Regions from separate parts of the Homo sapiens genome. Here region 1 is linked to region 2. The links are chromatin loops, found by intact Hi-C in ENCODE. Cell type or tissue: IMR-90. All regions are shown on one strand. Each heading gives the region's core, and the rest is flanking DNA. Links, peaks and the distances in the headings are about the cores only. Region 1 overlaps PIKFYVE (phosphoinositide kinase, FYVE-type zinc finger containing). Region 2 overlaps C2orf80 (chromosome 2 open reading frame 80).

Region 1 (2,500 bases), core at 1-2,500, 180 kb before region 2:
TTTCTCAATACACGTTTCAAATTTCAGTCTCAGCAAAATTACCAACTACTGAATGTGCACCTAATTTCATCCAGTCTTAATGTCTTAAGTGATTTTTTATATAAACTAATTAAAGGCAACTTGCTCAAGATCACTTGGTTCCTCACTAACAAACGCAGGAAATATATAGTTTAAGATCTCTGAATCCTATAATACCTCAATAGCATAACAGAGATCAATTTGTGTCCTGCATATATCTTACCACAGAGAAAACTGCCATTAGGACTGTTACAGTTTGGATGTTTGCCCCTGCAAATCTCATGTTGAAATGTTATCTGCAATGTTGGAGGTGCGGCCTGGTGAGAGGTATTTGGGTCATGGGAGCAGAACCCTCATACATGGCTTGGTGCCGTCCTTGCAGTAATAAGTTCTTGCTCTGAGTTCACGCAAGATCTGGTTAGTTAAAAGAATGCAGCACTTTCCCCCACCCCCAACCCCGCTCTCTTGCTCCGTCTCTCACCATGTGACATGCTGGCTCCCCTTGCCTTCCACCATGACTGTAAGCTTCCTGAGGCCCTCACCAGAAACAGACGCCGCCAGCACTATGCTTTGTATACACAGCCTGCAGAACTATGAGCCAAATAAACCTCTTTTCTTTACAAATTACCCAGCCTCAGGTATTTCTTTATAGCAACACAAGAATAGACTAACAGAAAGATTCAGGATGTGAAAAAAGCCACCAAACTTTGATTACAGACCATGGTTTTAGATTTCTACCTTTTGTTGAACAGCATTTGTAATATAATTGAAGTAATGTGGTGCAAAGTCGAGGAAGGACTGGACTTCCAGACGAGGCATTTGCTTCAAAATAAATCTATCATCTAAAAGGCAGAAATTTTATGTGTTTACTCAATCACAATATATACTGTAATCTATAACACATCATTCCAAAGATCCTAAATGATTAGGTTGTTTTATGATTTTAAGGGGAATTTTCTAATGTCACAGTGAAAATTTTGATCAGAACACAATTCTCAATTAACTGAAGGGATCCTGTGGATTTATATAGTCAAAAACCCTCTACTTTTGTCAATAACACATCTAAGTTCAGTTCTAGAAGATCTACTTTTTAAAACTACTAAATAAAACTTTATAAACACCTCTGTTAAAACTAGTAAGTCATAGTTATGAAAGTTCTTATTAAGCAATATCCTTCCTGCTGCATTTTCTGAGGTAAAGAGATGAAGACTACTGAACCAATCAATAAACGATGAGAAAGGCTCACCCTCAGTTGCATAGAAGGCAGCTCCTGATTTGCCTCCCCGGGCCTGCCAGGGTGATGAGTGGGAGAGGGAACGAATGAAATCTTCTTCACTGCTGTCCAGAATCACTTCACGCATCTTATGAAACTCTCCCGCATAGTAGAGCCGACAGTAAAACTTGGCATTAGCATCTGAAAATTCTATAAACAACAGAAGTTTTTTTAAAAAGCTTTATGACTCAGAAAATATCTTTCCTCCTCCGCTCCCTCACTCCCTACCCTGGCCAAATGCAACCACTTAAGTTTCTTCATGATGGCATTTTGCATGTTAGATCCAAATCCCTATTTATCACAATTTTGTTAAACTGATCTTCAGGGGGAATTAAAGAACATCGTATGACCATCCTTACATACTTTCCAAAAAAAGAGAAAAAAATAAAAATCACATAAAAAAAAGACTCAGTTCTAATTTTACACTTGTTACCTACCATATTAACATCATTGTACTTTTATAGTAATTCTTAATAAATATCTTAAAATGTACTGTACATATTATTCTGGATAATACGTTTCTGGCACACATATACACAATTCTAAATGCAACTGTCAAAATTCTGTGGCTCTAGATTACATAATAAGTAAATGTTTAACTATTAGAAATAAGAGCATAATTTACAAATAAATTATACTTTTGATTAAATTTCTTTATAAATTAAATTTATATTTTATAAACTGTTGATTAAATATACCTCATGTCAGCATAAAGACTTAATATTCATTTCAAGAACTGGGACATTTATTTAGTATGAAGCTAGAATTCTCAAATAATAGAGATGGCTCAACTGTAGTCCCTCTCCCCAAACCAATGATATAATATCTCATACTTACGAAGTTCCACATGAGGATTTATGAGTTGCTTCTTTTGTGTATCTCCTCCATCTACTTCATCTAAAAGGTTTAATATCATTAGTAAAGCCAAGGTTTTGAGTAATTATCAGTTCATTTTGTCCTTTCCTTTTTCCTTGATGTAACAAAAAAACTTAGCAAATTAAAAGTAAAAATATCCTACTCAAGTCACTATCAAGCAAGCATAAGATATACAATTAAACTGTCTAAATGATCACAATAAAAATGTATGTTTTTTGGAATTTCAGTTTTTAAATTAGAAAAATAGAGAATTTAGGTTGAATACTTTTTCTTACAACTGAATGATTCCTACAGTGGCAATATAGTAACTCAGTTCTTATACCAAGAACTTCC
Region 2 (16,773 bases), core at 8,398-10,897:
ATTTCAGTTAATTATGGTTAGACATTTTAAACTGCAGCATTGTAGAATTGTCGTGTAAACCAAAACCGAATATTAACTCAGCTACCAGAGCATCTGCAAATTCTCTTGTATTTTGGTGGGGGAGGGAGGGATGGGAAAAAAAAAAGCCTTTTTCTGCAGACTGAGCCCGTGTCACTCCAATGGTTCAATGCTGCTCTCTTGCTTTTAAGGGGAGATTATATTGGCATCAGACTTCGGGAAAATGAATTTGACCCAAAAGGAAGACGGCAACTCACCTTTCTAGATGATATGGTAAAGAAAGGCACGCTGATGCGAGTCATATTTGTGTTATATGTGTATTAAAGAGACAGAAAAAGGATCTTATTTATACAATAAACAAGGCTAATATTGACACCCATCCCCCAAATGTCCTCTTCCTCATCTTCCCCTCACCCTGAGATTGTTCATATGGTCATTTCAACCCACTAACCAGAAAGCAAAGAGAATGAGAAAATAAAAATCATGAGAGTTATTTGCTATTAGGAAAGAAGATTAAAAATCAAAATTAATGCCAGGCAAAATGTTACGTCTGTGGAGTTAAGAGTTTGACAAAATTAGCTATCATGTAGTTCTCAAAATAATTTCTTTACCATTTGCATTAGTGAGAGAAAACCAAATAAATTAAGTAACCCTAAAAATCCTTGGTGTTATTTATTTCGAAGCCCAGACTCAGGATCTGAAAGTTCACGTCACAGAAATTGAGGAAGAAACCATATAAAGATCTAACTCAAAAGAAATTAGCAAACCCTCAGTTTTTTCACTGCCCATTTACTATCCTTACACTAATAAAAAAGACTCTCTCCCTCCACTCCCCTCTCCTCTTCTTCTCCGACTAAAGTAGAGCCAGGCTCACTGGCTTTCAAAACTACCCTGGAGCTAAGGAAATAGTTAAGCCTTATTCTCTGTGTACACATATTAAACAGAGAAATTAAGTAGATTAGAGCAGTGCTTCTCAAACTTTAATGAGGTCGTATTACAAGGCTGTTTTGATTCAGGAGGTGAAGGGGGGCGGGGGTGAGGGGGGCGCCCCCGCGGCCTAGGAATTTGCATTTCAAATGACCAAACAAGTGATGCCAAGGCATCAAACTTTGGATCCGGTTGCAACATTTGGTCATGGTCCCATTCTTCCTGTTTATTTATTCATTTAGGTTCACTGTTCAGTTTGGTTCAGTCCCTGGAAGAAATAATTCCACCGTTTAAAAATGTTAAAACTTCAGAACGCCTCTACAAAAATTAAAAACAAAACCAATCTTCCGTTTTCTGTGTGTGGGGACTGAAAGGAGAGAAGGAATATTTTGATAGACAAATGGTAAATATGCTTACTGAACAAGAACTCTTAGGAATTACTAGGAAAAGGTGGTCACCATGATAAAAATAAGCCTCCGCATTGGTTCTCAGCTTTTTACTATACGTGCGTGTGAAACTCTCAGCAAGTCACTTACTCAGGTCTGCCCCCTTCCCCGCCCGCTCCGTCCTTGCCTCATGCTAGTTCCTCTACCTGTGATTTCCTTCCCCATCTGTAGACATTCTCATCCCACAAGCCCCAGCTCCAATGCAGCTTCCCTCTCTGAAGCTTCTTGGGATTCTAGCTATCTCCCCAGGTAGACATAAAACGGCCCATCCCTCCAAATTCCCACCACACTGCCCCTGTACCCCTGGAAGCACATTTCTGACATTCTACTCACAGAATCAGAAATTGTTCCCTGCAGCCCTGTTCCCCCACCCTTACCTTTTACTATGTTAAAATTTAGGGAAACTGAGGCCCAGAAAGCATCAGTTACTCACCTAAGAATATTCCGTGAGTTGTTGGCAATACCTAGATTTGAGCCCAGATTTTCTGATTCCAAGTTTATTATTCTTCACTGATCTCTCCTTTCTTTTCCAAATCACAGAAATCAGATAACTGCTCTAGTGGAAATAAATTTAATGTCTCAAGATCCCAAAATATTTCTGGCTGATTCATCCCTGTGAGGCGAGGTCTCAGAAAAAAAAAAAAAAATCTGGCCGAGCATCAGGTTATTAAAGCTAATGATCCTTCCCATTTTGGACATGACAGACTAGAATAGGCTTAGCAGTCCCATTGTCATTGGGTCCAGGGAGTACTTCGGCCAATGTCTAAGCCTGTTTCTTTGCTCTCTGTGCTTCCTGCTCCCAGGCACACTATGACTTGGCCATCAGTGTTGCTTTGCAATGGCTGGATCCCTCAGAAGACTTAACTTGGCTGGAGTGGGAGGAACTGTAAGTTGAAGTAGGTTTGTTGCTTTCCTCTTTAATTTGTGCCTATGATTAATGATAGAGGAAGTTCCAGCCCTAACATCTTCCATCATGAGGCACTTTGATTTGAAAACACTACTGGGTGAATATCCCTCTTCAACGAGACACCTGAGGAACCTGAACAGTTGCCAACTTGAAGAAGTTACATGTTTCCATGTTTTGCATCTCTATACTAATTGACTTCAGTGAGATGAAAGACTTTCTTGCACAGAATGTTGTGTCTTAAGGGGCCGGGCGCGGTGGCTCAGGCCTGTAATCCCAGCACTCTGGGAGGCTGAGGCAGACTCATTACTTGAAGCCAGGAGTTCAAGACCAACCTGGACAATATGGTAAAACCTCGCCTCTATTAAAAATACAAAAATTCGCCTAGCGTGGTGGCGCACACCTGTACTCAGGAGGCTGAGGCAGGAGAGGAGAATCACTTGAACCCAGGAGGCAGAGGTTGCAGTGAGCCAAGATTGTGCCACTTCACTCCAGCCTGGGCAACAGAGTGAGACTCCATCTCAAAAATAAAGAATGCTCTGTCTTAGAAACATGACTGCTTTACTATGTACATGCCATGATTTAAAACAGTCAGTTCTATGGGTAAAGACTGTAACCTTTTCCTAAGGACTACCAAACAAATTCTTAAGCATTTAGGCAGACATGTATCTGAGCTGAGCTGTTTGAAGCGCAGAATAATTTTCTTTCTGGGATTACCAGCATTTTCTGTCATGTATAGGGAGTGTTCAGGCAGACTCACTCAATTGGTAAGAACACAGAACTAATGAGGACAGGATCAAATAGCTTATTCTGGAGGCCTGTTATTTTTTTTCTACTCAATGGCTCTGGACTACACACCTGATCCTAGAGAGTTGTAACAGTTAGGGTTTAGCTGTAATGACCAATTTGAAAATCCAATTGAAAATCCAATTTGAACAGCCTTAAGCAAAAAAGCTGGGGAGTAGATTTTATTGCCCTTGTATCTGAAAAGTCCATGGGTAGGACTGTGTTAGGCATGGTTTAATTCAAAACTCAAACAATGTCATCTGGATCTACCTCCTGACTCCATTTCCTCAGGGTGAACACCATTCCTAGTTTCAGCCCATTTCATTATCGGGGAAGGGTGGATATATTTTTTTTTAATCACCCAATTGTGTCTCAGTGGCTGTTACCTGGCTTGTCTAGGGTTGGACAGTGGCAGCGCAGGGGAGGTGGAATACGCTGACAGCTCAGTCCACAGTGTGTTTTTCATCTTTGGAATCTAGGGGTGTAGTCAGCTTCCCTAGAAGCATATAGGCTTACAGTGGGGTTAGGTAGTTCCCCCAAAGCAAATTGTCACAAGAAAGGGAAAGGATAATGGTTTGCAAAACCATCAACATCCACCACAGTGGCCAGTCTGCCAATCTTTGATTGCTGTGAAAACATGGATAGATGAGGCCAAATTCATCACCATTATTGGAAGATTAAAAATTCAAAGTGTGGATTTCACCGATGGAGGAACAATCATACCAATTTTATTAATATAAATAAGCAGATAGCACACAGCCATTGCAGATTACTTATCGATTATCATCACAACCTTAGCAGGCATCAAAAAGAACAAGAATAAATCTTCCACTTGTATTTCCTATTCCCCATTAGGAAAATACCACTCCATGGCAGACCCATATATCCAAATCGTAGAGAACGAGAAGCTATGATTTTATCATCTTATGCTGGAATCTTAATGGTAAGGAAAAGAATACTATCTGCCTATATGAATATTTCATATCTACTCTGAGCATTTTTACAGTAATGAATATTTACATTATTTTTCAACCAATGTTTCTAAATGTTTAGGAGTTATTGATAGTAAATGTTTCGTTTTTTAAAGTAATAAAAAGACTAACTTCTACACTGTATGTGAAAACATTTATTTAAGAGGCAAAGAAAAAAGAAAAGAATGAGAGACACAACTAATTGGTATCTGGAAAACTGATTTATCCATTGATCAGAAGTTATTTACTGTATTTAATACTTATGATACCCAAGCACAGTTTTAGACATACTGGAGCTATATTAGCTTTGTTTTATAATAAAAGAAAAGCCATGGTATGATCATACTTTGTTATTGCTGTTGTTGTTTAACAGAACAGTATCCCGATTGAGGAAGTCTTTAAAATTTATGGGGCTGATTCTTCTGCCGATTCTGGTACCATCAAGGTAAGGGTGACCTGGGATTGTCAATAGAAGGGATTTTTAGAGATAATTTATTTAGTGTATAAATGTATAATGTTGTATTTTCAGACATCAATTATGAAATAACAGTTTTACATCAAAATGTACAAAACCAGACATAACCATTTCTTACTTGAATAACGTGTGTGAAATGCCTTTCATATGTAAAAGACCATGCAGTAATAACAAATGTATCTTGTGTACGGCTGAGAAGGGGCAGCAATGAGTACCAGGCTTGGGGGCAAAACTTTACTCTGTTGTGGTTTTGTTTTTTTTTTTTGAGACAGAGTCTCACTCTGTCACCCTGGCTGGAGTATAGTGGTGCGATCTCGGCTCACTGCACTTCTGCCTCCTGGGTTCAAGGAATTCTCGTGCGTCAGCCTCCTGAGTAGCTGGGACTACAGGCATGCACCACCACACCCGGCTAATTTTTGTATTTTTTGGTAGAGATGGGGTTTTGCCATGTTGACCAGGCTGGTCTCAAACTCTTGGCCTCAAGTGATCTGCTTGCCTTGGCCTCCTAAAATACTGGAGTACAGGTATGAGCCACCATGCCAACCTCTGCTCTGTTTCTAATAAATGTAATTTTTCACGTACACTTTTTGTAATGTAGATCTGGTAGGTCCACACAGTTCCCTTCTATGATGTACTATATCTTCTAGAACTAGGACAAGATCCACAAGGCTCATTCTCATGACAAATTCCCTAGTTTACTGCTGATACATCTTCCTTTCCCACAACACTACTACATTTTTTAAAGACGGGTCTCACTGCTGGTCTCAAATTCCTGGTAATCCAGTAATCCTCGAAATCCTGGCCTCAGCCTCCTAAGTAGCTGGACTATAGGTGTGAGCTCCACTCTCAGCTCCTCCCATGAAACTACTTTGAAATCATTAACAGTAGAAGCAGCAATGACCTGGGAGTTCAGAGACCTGGGTTTGAGTTCTGACTCCACTACTATGAAACCCTAGATGCGTCCCTTTCCCCTTTCGGGCCTCCATATGACTGATCTTAAAAAAAAAAAAAGGGTGTTCTGAATAATTTTTAAGACCACTTCCATTTTTGCCACTTGTAAATGTATGAACATTAAGTAAACATTTAAATATGAACTGCTATTTAGAGGTGAACTACTGATCCCTTCACCTTTGGATACCTCCAGAAGAGGCAAGAGGAAAGGGAAGGTGAGGTGGCGAGGGCCATGCAGTGGGAGGGGGGAAGGGGGGCACCAACGTCCTCACGCCCAGGTCTTCTGCTCACACTGTGGCTTTCCCTGCCCCCACCTGGATTCAGAAGGGAGGGCAGGGCAGGGGCAAGGCTGTGGCCACAGGAATGCCTGCCTCCCTTATTCTTTTACTGCAGGTCATTGTGCAAGCAGTGGGGTCATGTAGAGTTCAAGAGCCCACCAGGTCCACCTTAGAAGTCAAGTGTTTACATTGAAACCAACTTTCCTATCACTTTAATCCATATGTAACCTGACTGTAGTCCTGAGACTCAAATGCCCTTGATCATTGTGAAAATCAGAACTTTCTCTCTGATCCCTCTAGTTTCAACTCACTTCATTCATTCACTCACTCATTCATTCACTCATCTGTTCATTCAGTATAATTGTAGGTGCAGGGGATACAGTGGTGAGCAAGTCAGACAAGATAACTTTTTAAAAACTTTTTTGCAGGCCGTTTGCAGTGGTTCATGCCTGTAATCCCAGAACTTTGGGAGGCCAAGGTGGGTGGATCACCTGAGGTCGGGAGTTTGAGACTAGCCTGGCCAACATGGTGAAACCCCAACTCTACTAAAAATACAAAAAATTTGCCAGGTGTGGTGGCGGTCGCCTGTAATCCCAACTACCAGGGAGGCTGAGGCAGGATAATCTCTTGAACCCGGAAGACGGACGTTGCAGTGAGCTGAGATCATGCCACTGCACTCCAGCCTGGACAACAAGAGCAGAAACTCCATCTCAAAAAACAATTAAAAAAAAATTTTAGGGATGGGGGTCTCCCTATGTTCCACAGGCTGGTCTTGAACTCCTGGGCTCAAGCGATCCTCCCACCTTGGCCTCCCCTAATGCTGGGATTACAGGCATGCATCACCACACCCAGCCAAGATTACTTTTCTTATAGATCTTATATCCTATATTGGAGCTTACCTTGTTTGAGATATAAGCCACCCCAGGCCTGACGCTCCTCAGAGATCAAGCTGTTCTTGGTTTTCAAAGAAAGCTCAGCTCTCTGTGTTCCTTGGATAGCCAAGCAAATCATACTGCTTTATTCCTGCTTGTCTTTTTCTGCAGCTTTCTCCCTTCTAGGCTGCCCTTTCTCCTTTTCCCCTACCCCTCAGCACATATACACACAAGCCTGAGCCCCAAACCCTTCTGTTTCAGTCACTGTTTTCTCCCTGTCACCTTCTGGTACCTGGGAGAGGTCTAGAAAGGCATCAGCACATCTGACTAGTTGGTCCCAACTCACATGGCTAAAAGACTAATATGGAAAAACACATCCTAGAGAGGATGGCACTGTGGACCCCTCCAGGTTTGGCTGGGTTATCAGTCAAGAAGGTTTGCAAACATGGGTGTCTGAGTAGCTCAGATAAATCAGGTTCATTTAAAGTTGCTAGAAGGCTGGGCGCGGTAGCTCATGCCTGTAATACCAGCACCTTAGGAGGCAGAGGTGGGTGGATCACCTGAGGTCAGGAGTTTGAGACCAGCCTGGCCAACACGGTGAAATCCTATCTCTACTAAAAACACAAAAAATTAGCGGGGCGTGGTGGTGCATGCCTGTAATCTCAGCTACTTGGGAGGCTGAGGCAGGATATCCTGGGAGGCAGAGGTTGCAGTGAGCCCAGATTGTGCCACTGCACTCCAGCCTGAGCAACAGAGCAAAACTCTGTCTCAAAAAAAATAAAAAATAAATAAATAAATAAATAAATAAATAAAGGTGCTAGAAGGGGAAGACAGGCCATGTAGAAGTGGACCAACCAATCTCTACCTATCCATCTGATCACTCATTTATTCATTAAAGAGCCTTTGTTCAGCACCTTCTCTGTTCAGTGACACATAGTCCCCATTCTCACAATCAGTGACAATAACCAGCTCTAAACAGAAAGAGATAATATTATCACAGAGGCTGACTTTTTTTTAAAGGCTTGTATTTGTTTTGTGTTTTAGTTTTTGTTTGTTTGTTTGTTTTTTTCTTGAGATGGAATTTCCCTATTGTTGCCCAGGCTGGAGTGCAGTGGTGCAATCTCGGCTCACTGCAACCTACGCCTCCCGGGTTCAAGTGATTCTCCTGCCTCAGCCTCCTGAGTAGCTGGAATTACAGGCATGCGTTACCACGCCTGGCTAATTTTGTATTTTTAGTAGAGATGGGGTTTCGCCATGTTGGTCAGGCTGTTCTCGAACTCCTGATCTCAGGTGATCCACCCACCTCAGCCTCCCAAAGTGCTGGGATTACAGGCGTGAGCCACCACGTCTGGCCGCTTGTATTTTGTTTATTGCTATGTGATGTGAATGATGGCTCGATTATATATATTATAATATATAATATAATGTATATTACATATACACATATATATGCACACACTATATATAATATATATGTATGTATATATATAAAATCGAGCCATTGATTACTATACTACTATATATGTATACATTATCTATATACGTATATGTATACATATGTATATAGTATATATGTGTACTATATCTGTATATATGTATCTGTATATATGTATATATGTATACATATACATTTCTGTATATATGTATACATATGTATACAGATATGTATACAGATATGTATACATATGTATACAGATATGTATACACAGATATGTATATATATACACCTATGTATACATATGTATATATAGTATATATATAGATATATTATCTGAGAGGCAGGTTGTGTAATGTTAAGCACTAGGATTCCAAAGCCTGGCCTCCTGGGTTTGAATCCCAGCTCCACACTTACAAGCAGAATAATTCTGGGCAAATGTTCTAACCTCTGTAATTCTCAATTTCATTTGTAAAAACAGGGACGCAAAGATGGGGTTGTCGTGGGAATGAAGTAAGTTAGAATCAGTGAAGCCCTTAGTGTTTGGCCCATGGTAACCTCCAAATAATAGCTTTAATTAAAGTTCTGCTACTCAGGGAATGGAGTTCTGGGGCTGTCCTGTGCATTGTGGGATGTTTCACAGCATCCTTGGCCTCTGCCCATTAGATGCAAGGAGCTTCTCGCCAGTTGTGACAAAAATGTCGGCCAGGTGCCGTGGCTCACGCCAGTAATCCCAGCACTTTGGGAGGCCGAGGCGGGCGGATCACTTGAGGTCAGGAGTTCGAGGCCAGCCTGGCCAACATGGTGAAACCCCATCTCTACTAAAAATACAAAAATTAGCCGGGTGTGGTGGTGGGCTCCTGTAATCCCAGCTACTCAGGAGGCTGAGGCAGGGGAATTGCTGGAACCCAGGAGGCAGAGGTGGCAGTGAGTGGAGATAGTGCCACTGAACTCCAGCTTGGGCAACAGAGGGAGACTCCGTCTCAAAAAAAAAAATGTCTCTAGACTTTGCCAAATGTCCCCAGGGAGGCAAAATCACATGAGATTGAGAACCACTGCTCTAAATATTCAAAAATTAAATAGCTAATCAAGCATCCACGTGTATTATTAACACAATGTAAACTTTGCCTCTTTTGGACAACCAGTGATCACAGAGGGCGTAATTTGAATTACCAATACAAGAGTCTAAGAGCCTGAGGATCTGCCCCGTGAGCCTCACAAGCTCCCCGCCTCCAGAACGCCAGTTCAGGCCTTACTCTTGGAGCTACACATCAGCTGCACACAGGGACTTTTGCCACATTTTGAATTAGGCATTAGCAGGACCTCTCGATAGCAATGTAGCATTTCAAAGACTGAACGGTAAACCTATTTTAAAAGAGTCTTTTGGAATTTAACATAATTTCAAAAAATGGTTTTAACTAGAGTTTTTTAAAAAAAAAAACGATATTGCAAGAGATTCTTCTTTAATTGCTACATATATCTGAATGATTCCTTCCGATAAAATGTCTCCTAAGCAACAGCTAAAATCCTTCCCAAGCAAAAGCTTAAAACTCTGTTGAATACTAATCAGATTATGAAGAATTTCCTGCAACTGGAATTGGCCGCATGACACAATATGGGTACTGTGCTAGGCTGGATGGCTTTCTCCGGGATTATGTGCTGCCACCTGATGGTAGAAAGGAGTCATAGGCGCGGGATTGCTCACCTACTCTGTTAGCCTCGGGTTCTCCCTCCTGAGAGGGAACTGCTTTTTGCTGATTGGGAGCTTTTTTCTGCTGAGGATTCTGGACTCATAGAAAAAATTCAACTAAAGACCTTACGCAAGTGAGAGTTATTGACAACTAGCCCCGGATAAATATAAAATGTCTTACTCATTTTTTTTTTAAGACAGAGTCTCACTCTGTCACGCAGGCTTGAGTGCAGTGGTGTGATCTTGGCTCACTGCAACCTCCGCCCCCCCCCCCCCCGGGGTTCAAGTGATTCTCTCGCCTCAGCCTCCCGAGTAGCTGGAATTACAGGTGCGCGCCACTGCGCACGGCTACTTTTTTTGAATTTTTAATAGAGACGAGGTTTTGCCACGTTGGCAGGGCTGGTTTTGAACTCCTGACCTCAACTGATCCACCCACCCCCCTCGGCCTCCAAAAGAGCTGGGATTACAGGCTGAGCCACCGCGCCCGACCATGTCTTATTCGATTTTAACCTGAAGAAAAGAGAACATAAATCTTCCTTCAACAAATCGAACAAAAATAAAAATATTCTTCAGCTCCATTTGATGGAGAAAGAGGGAGACAGAGAGAGTGGAAATGAGCACATCAGAAAGAGGAAAGAGACAAAGGCAGGTGGTCAGACAGCACTAGAACCTCTGCTTTCCTTCTTTCTTCATGCAGCCGGACCCCGGCGTCTGACTGGCTATCATTCGAGTCCATCCTAACTGACATCCAAGTCCAGGGCATGTCACAGGCAAACAGACTGATGTCCAGTCCCAGCTTTGTCACTTGCTAGCTGTGTGTCTTCGGATAAGTTATTTCTCTCTGATTCCCAATTTCCCCATATGTAAATAGGCATGTCTAAACAGGCATGATTACACTTACCCAAACACACCTGATCACTCTGAGGACTCAGTGAGACTGCACGTATCGAGCACACGATGGTGGCACCAGGGGACCTTCCATATTAGTGCTGTTATTTCCAAGTTCGCCCCCACTCGGGATGACCACCCTCCTTCCTCCTGATAGCAACCTGGTCCCTTCGTGATAGGCCTGGCTTCCACCCTCTCACACTTACTCCAGTAATTTGCCAAGCATCTTCTCTTTTTGGAGGATGCTGACTCAGACCGAATTGTGCAGAAATTTTAAAATGTTTTCATGATAAGGGGAGGGACCTATGTTTTAAACAAAAGTTCAATATTGACAGATCTTAATCATGAGGAATTGGCCAGGCGCAGTATCTGTAGTCCCAGCCCTTTAAGAGGCTGAGGCAGGAGAATCACTTGAGCCCAGGAGTTCGAGACCAACCTAGGCAACGTGGCAAAAACCTGTCTATACCAAAAAATACAAAAATTCGCCAGGCATGGTGTTGTGTGTCTACAGTCCCTGCTTCTTGGGAGGTCGAGATGGGAGGATCATTTGAGCCTGGGAGGTGGAGGCTGCTGGGAGCCAAGATCTCGCCACTGCACTCCAGCCTGGGTGACAGGGTGAGGCCCTGTCTCAAAAATTAATAATAATAATAGTAAATGAGGGATTAAAAACACACTTTCAATATTAATTGTGTCCAAATGAACACTTACCAATATATATTTAAAAGACAAAGACCAAGCAAACAAACAAATCCAAGTGTGTAAAATGGAACAGTATTAACAGCTTTAAAGCTCTCTGCATACCCTCTCCTGTCTCATACCCTTCCTTTCGCCCTAGGTTACCACTAGTTTGAATTATGTGTTGATTACTATCTTTTACTTCTTTATAGTTTTACCACATATGCATTTCTAATCTATATATTGTTTAATTTTGCACATTTTTTGAGTTTTGGTGTTTTGTTTTTGTTTTTGTTTTTTTGAGATGGAGTCTCGCTCTCTCGCCCAGGCTGGAGTGCAGTGGCACGATCTCGGCTCACGGCAAGCTCCGCCTCCCGGGTTCACACCATTCTCCTGCCTCAGCCTCCCAAGTAGCTGGTACAACAGGTGCCCACCACCACGCCTGGCTAATTTTTTTGTATTTTTAGTAGACACGGGTTTTCACAGTGTTATCCAGGATAGTTTCGATCTCCTGACCTTGTGATCTGCCCGCCTTGGCCTCCCAAAGTGCTGAGATTACACGCTTGAGCCTCCACACCCAGCCTTGAGTTTTTATAAATAGGATATTAGCAAATGTGTCATTTAATGTCTTTCTTTTTTCATTCAACATTATGTTTCAGAAACTTATTAATACTGCTGCACATAGCTAACATAGCTATAGTTTCTTTTCACTACATACAGTATTCCACTCTAGGAATATACCACAATGTTGTCATCTATTTTTCCATTTCAGGCACTTGAGTTTTTTTTTTTTTTTTTTTTTTTTGAGATGAGGTTTTAACTCTTGTTGCCCAGGCTGGAGTGCAGTGACGCAATCTCGGCTCACTGCAACCTCTGCCTCCTGGGTTCAAGCAATTCCCCTGCCTCAGCCTCCCGAGTAGCTGGGATTACAGGCATCCACTACCACACTCGCTTAATTTTTTTGTATTTTTAGTAGAGGCGGGGTTTTGCCATGTTGGCCAGGCTGGTCTTGAACTCCTGACCTCAGATGATTCACCCGCCTCAGCCTCCCAAAGAGCTGGGATTGCAGGCATGACCCACTGCGCCTGGCCAAGTTATCTCTTGCAAAAGCAAGAAGCATTGCACGGCAAAAGAGTTTCTGTATGGTATATGCCTAGGAATGAAATTGCTAAGCCATGGGTATAAGCATCTTCAACTCTCTACATAAAGCTAAACTGCTTTCCAAAATGGTTGTACCAATTCTATTTCTACCAGCAATGCAGGTTATCTATACTGGCTTTTTCAGTTTTGTCAGTCTGTTAAGTGTATTATGGTATTTCACTGTGGTTTAAATTTGCATTCCCCCTGATTACCAATGGACAACTATTCATATATTTCTTCCTCTGTAAAGTGCCTGTTAAAGACTTTGGGCCAGATGAGTGAACCAACAATTCTGCATTGGGTAGGCAGGGGGAACTGTGCCAGCAAGGGAGAGTGGGTGTGGGAGGACATCAGGATACATTTCTCGGAAGGGGTCATATTTGAGCTACATGATAAAAGAGAGGTAGGTGCCTCTAGGCAGAAAAGGAGGAAATGGCTATAAAGGGAACTATGTGAAGAGTGTCTGTGCATGACAGGGCATTCTAGGAAATGGGAACCAAGTACAGGAACAAAAGGCCATGTGTGCAAGTTCACGTTCATATACTTCACGTGCCCCATCAATGGACTGTGGACAGTGTGTCCGTTGGACAGTACTCAACAATTGGACTCAAGGATTCTGAGTTGATTAAATAGGCCAAATGCTGTGACTAGCAGGTGTTCATGCCGCAGATGATGGACAGATTTTAAAAGTAGGACTGTTTTCCTTTCAGGTTCCCCGAGTTTCATCTCTCTGCCTCTCCTTGCACCCCTTTGCCATGTTAACAGCACCCAAAGCAGCAGCATACGCCCGCAAACAGAGTAAGCCTGGTTACTTTCACCTGCTTAGAGGAATGTAAGTCAAACTAGGAAATTAGGAAGTAGGCTCACCAGGTAAGGTCAAAATTGTAATGGGAATTAGATTTCTATGTCTGGTTGAATTTAAAAGAACCAGGGGCTCTTAGGGCTTGATTTCCCTCCATTACTGAAATCAAGGAAGTCTTGTTTCTCAGATGCTTTGGTGATGGGAGCAAAGCACTCCAAAAGCAAAGGATCTAAAACTGTGAGTGGGCTGGCTCACACTGGTAATCCCAGCACTTTGGGAGGCTGGGCTGGAAGGATCTCTTGTGTGCCCAGAAGTTTGAGACCAGCCTGGGAAACTTAGTGAAACTTCATCCCTACAAAAATAAGCCGGGCACAGTGGCTCATGCCTGTAATCCCAGCACTTTGGGAGGCCGAGGCGGGCAGATCACCTGAGTTCAGGAGTTTGAGACCAGCCTGGCCAACACGGTGAAACCCTATCTCTACTAAAAATACAAAAATTAGCTGGGTGTGGTGGTAGGCGCCTGTAATCCCAGCTACTCAGGAGGCTGAGGCGAGATAATCGCTTGAATCTGGGAGGCAGAGGTTGCAGTGAGCTGAGATTGCGCCACTGCACTCCAGCCTGGGCAACAAGAGTGAAACTCCATCTCAAAAATAAATAAATAAATAAATAAAATAGCTGGCCATGGTGGCACCCTCCTCTAGTCCCACCTACTCAGGAGGCTGAGTTGGGAGGATTGTTAGAGCCCAGGAAGTGGAGGCTGCAATGAGCCGTGATGGAACCACTGCACTCCAGCCTGAGTGACAAAGTGAGACCCTGTCTCAAAAATAATTAATTAGTGAAATGAAATTAAATGAAACTTTGGATGGACACATTTTTAAAAAAGTTTTATATACAGATATGGTTACTGCATCTGTCTGTAGGTGTCAAGTCAAGAAAGGTAACAACAAATAAAAATGCCACCAGCATCTCTGCAAAGGAAGCAAATGCCACAGAATGGAAATCATCACAAAGGTTTTCAGACACACAGCCAAAGCACAAAGTAGGTGTGAGATTGTAAATTGGACCAAACTGATACCAGCTATTTTGGGAGTACTTTCCTGATACCGTGGTTAAAAGTCTAGCCTTTGGAGTCAGGTGCTCTGGGTTTGAATCTAGAGCCGACTGCTTACCAGCTATGGGACATCAGGCAAGATACTTAAACTCTCTGTGCCTTAGTTTCCTCATCTGCAAAATGGAAGAATAATGATATCTACCTCTTAAGCTTGTTGGGGTGATTAACTGAGATTATTCATGTTAAAAGGTTAGAACAGTGCTTAGCATGGAGTAAACCCCAAATAAATACTAGCTATTATTATCTTTTCAGCATTTGAAAAATACTATCCACAAGTTAATTGGCTGTTACTCTGTTGATGCAAATAAGCATGTTGAGGAGAAAGTTTGTATTAATTTCTGTATCCCAAATGTTTCTATCCTTGATCCCTCTCTCAGCAATAATAATTTTCTTTTTTCCTGCTTAAAGTCTCCCCTGCTCCTCCCCTGTCCATCTGATTCCTGATTTATTTGTGGTGGAATTCAGAGAATGGTCGGAGATGGACAGGGTTGGAAAGAAAGGAGAAAGGGAGGAGGGCTCTTTGTTCTTCCAGCTCTGGGCTCTCAGCTGTAATGTGCAAAGTGAAGAGAAAATTTAAGAAGTCAGAGAGACTTCTCTGATCAACAGAATAAAAGCTGAGCGGGGAGAGAATCAGAAAAGTGGTACAGGGTGGGTGTCTGGGATTCTGGGATATTTTAGAGTTTTGTTGAATGAGAGATGTTAGATATGCTGGAAGGCTGTAAGGTAGAAAACGGGGAAGGGAACTTTGAGAACTGATATACTGACTTATGATTGGGTTTGCATCAGGAAACAAGTGACAATTTAAATTTTATTTTTATTTAGTTTGGCTGTTGTACCATGCATTTTTAAATTGAATCTCTGAATAGACTGGACTACATGAGGCTTAGGATTTATTCAGATTTCAGAGGCAAACTGTCTTCTCTGTCCCTTATATCTGATTAATTAGAAATGTAACCTTATCATAGCAACTGCTTTAGGAACTGATTGAATTCTTTGGTCATATCAGGGTTTTAATAAATGTTATTCTGATAACAGAACAACTGCACTATTTGGGGAAATTATCACCATATTCAATTTTCCTTCAAACATATTTGCTATAATAAGATTTGAAGGTATTAGATTTTCTTTTCTTTTTTTCTTTTCCTTTTTTTTTTTTTTTTGAGACAGAGTCTCACTCTGTCACCCACACTCGAGTGCAATGGCACAATCTCAGCTTACTGCAACCTCCACTTCCCGAGTTCAAGCGATTCTCCTGCCTCAGCCTCCCGAGTAGCTGGGATTACAGGTATGCACCACCACACCCGGCTAATTTTTGTATTTTCAGTAGAGGTGGGGTTTCACCATGTTGTCCAGGCTGGTCTCAAACTCCTGCCTCAGCCCCCCAAAGTGCTGGGATTACAGGCGTGAGCCACTGTGCCCGGCCGAAGGTATTAGACTTTCTAGAACCATATCTTTGTTTCTGAAGAATTTTTTGAAGAATTTGAAAAATGAGGTCATTTTTTATACGTGTTTGGAAGCAGCAAGTTTTAGAGAGCAAAACAAAACAACAATGAAAAAACAGTAACAACTCCAAAAATCACACACACACACACACACACACACAATCTAGACTTTAAACTTAATCACACACACACACAAAAAGATCTCTGAAACAGGGGTTTATAGACACCCCCCGCAAGCCTCATCAATGGACCCTATGTAAGGAAAACCTACCTCTAAAGATTACTCATTGGTATCTTATTTTTAAATATAATTTTGTTCCATATATATTTTCTTCCACAACCAATGAAGATTTTTTGATTCTTGATGGAAGCATATCTTTTATTTCCTTAGTATTTCTCACATGTATATAAAGTACTTCGCAGGCAGCAGAGATTCAGTAACAATTTTTATTTAGTGAATTGGCAGTAGGTAGTAAGCGAATAGTCCTTAGGTGACGGTTCTCAAATCTCTGTGCCCTGTCTATAGTGATCAAAGGCTCAGTTCTGGGGACCAGACCTTTCTATAGGCTGATTGATGCTTGCGAGCCCAGGAGTGTCGAAAGAACAAATGCCCATGTTTTAGTAGGGCCCCAGGTCCTGAGATGAATCCCTTCCAGAAAAGCCCTTTCTTAATAATCAAGCGACAGAAAACTCGTTTGTGTTTTTTCTTTCACACTTTATTATTTGTGCACTTTAGGCATTTTTTCCAACTCTTTTTTTTTTTTTTTTTTGAGACGGAGTCTTGCTCTGTCGCCCAGGCTGGAGTGCAGTGGCGCAATCTTGGCTCACTGCAAGCTCCGCCTCCCGGGTTCACGCCATTCTCCTGCCTCAGCCTCCCGAGTAGCTGGGACTACAGGCGCCCGCCACCACGCCCGGCTAATTTTTTGTATTTTTAGTAGAGACGGGGTTTCACCGTGGTCTCG

Evidence for each region. Peaks named below come from ENCODE experiments on the same cell type or tissue, not always from the same donor. Only the 100,000 strongest peaks of a DNase experiment are listed, where the experiment ranks them.
Region 1: a loop joins it to region 2, with 2.6 times the contacts of the local background. A loop is called at or near these places in 6 of 110 quality-filtered maps.

The regions. Positions count from the first base shown.
Region 1 is chr2:208,349,712-208,352,211 of GRCh38, reverse strand. PIKFYVE (phosphoinositide kinase, FYVE-type zinc finger containing) reads right to left here. Exons shown (of 42, transcript NM_015040.4): 36 at 2,129-2,188; 37 at 1,265-1,441; 38 at 757-860. Among named protein-coding and RNA genes, the nearest start is that of PTH2R, 56 kb to the left of the region's middle. In IMR-90, for the core only: no CTCF peak of the experiment used is centred there; a DNase peak (open chromatin) is centred at 1,411; H3K27ac peaks cover 200 bases.
Region 2 is chr2:208,168,469-208,185,241 of GRCh38, reverse strand. C2orf80 (chromosome 2 open reading frame 80) reads left to right here. Exons shown (of 9, transcript NM_001099334.3): 3 at 210-291; 4 at 2,195-2,277; 5 at 3,937-4,024; 6 at 4,426-4,497; 7 at 13,167-13,254; 8 at 14,179-14,297. Among named protein-coding and RNA genes, the nearest start is that of C2orf80, 13 kb to the left of the region's middle. In IMR-90, for the core only: a CTCF peak has its summit at 9,721 (motif pointing left); a DNase peak (open chromatin) is centred at 9,701.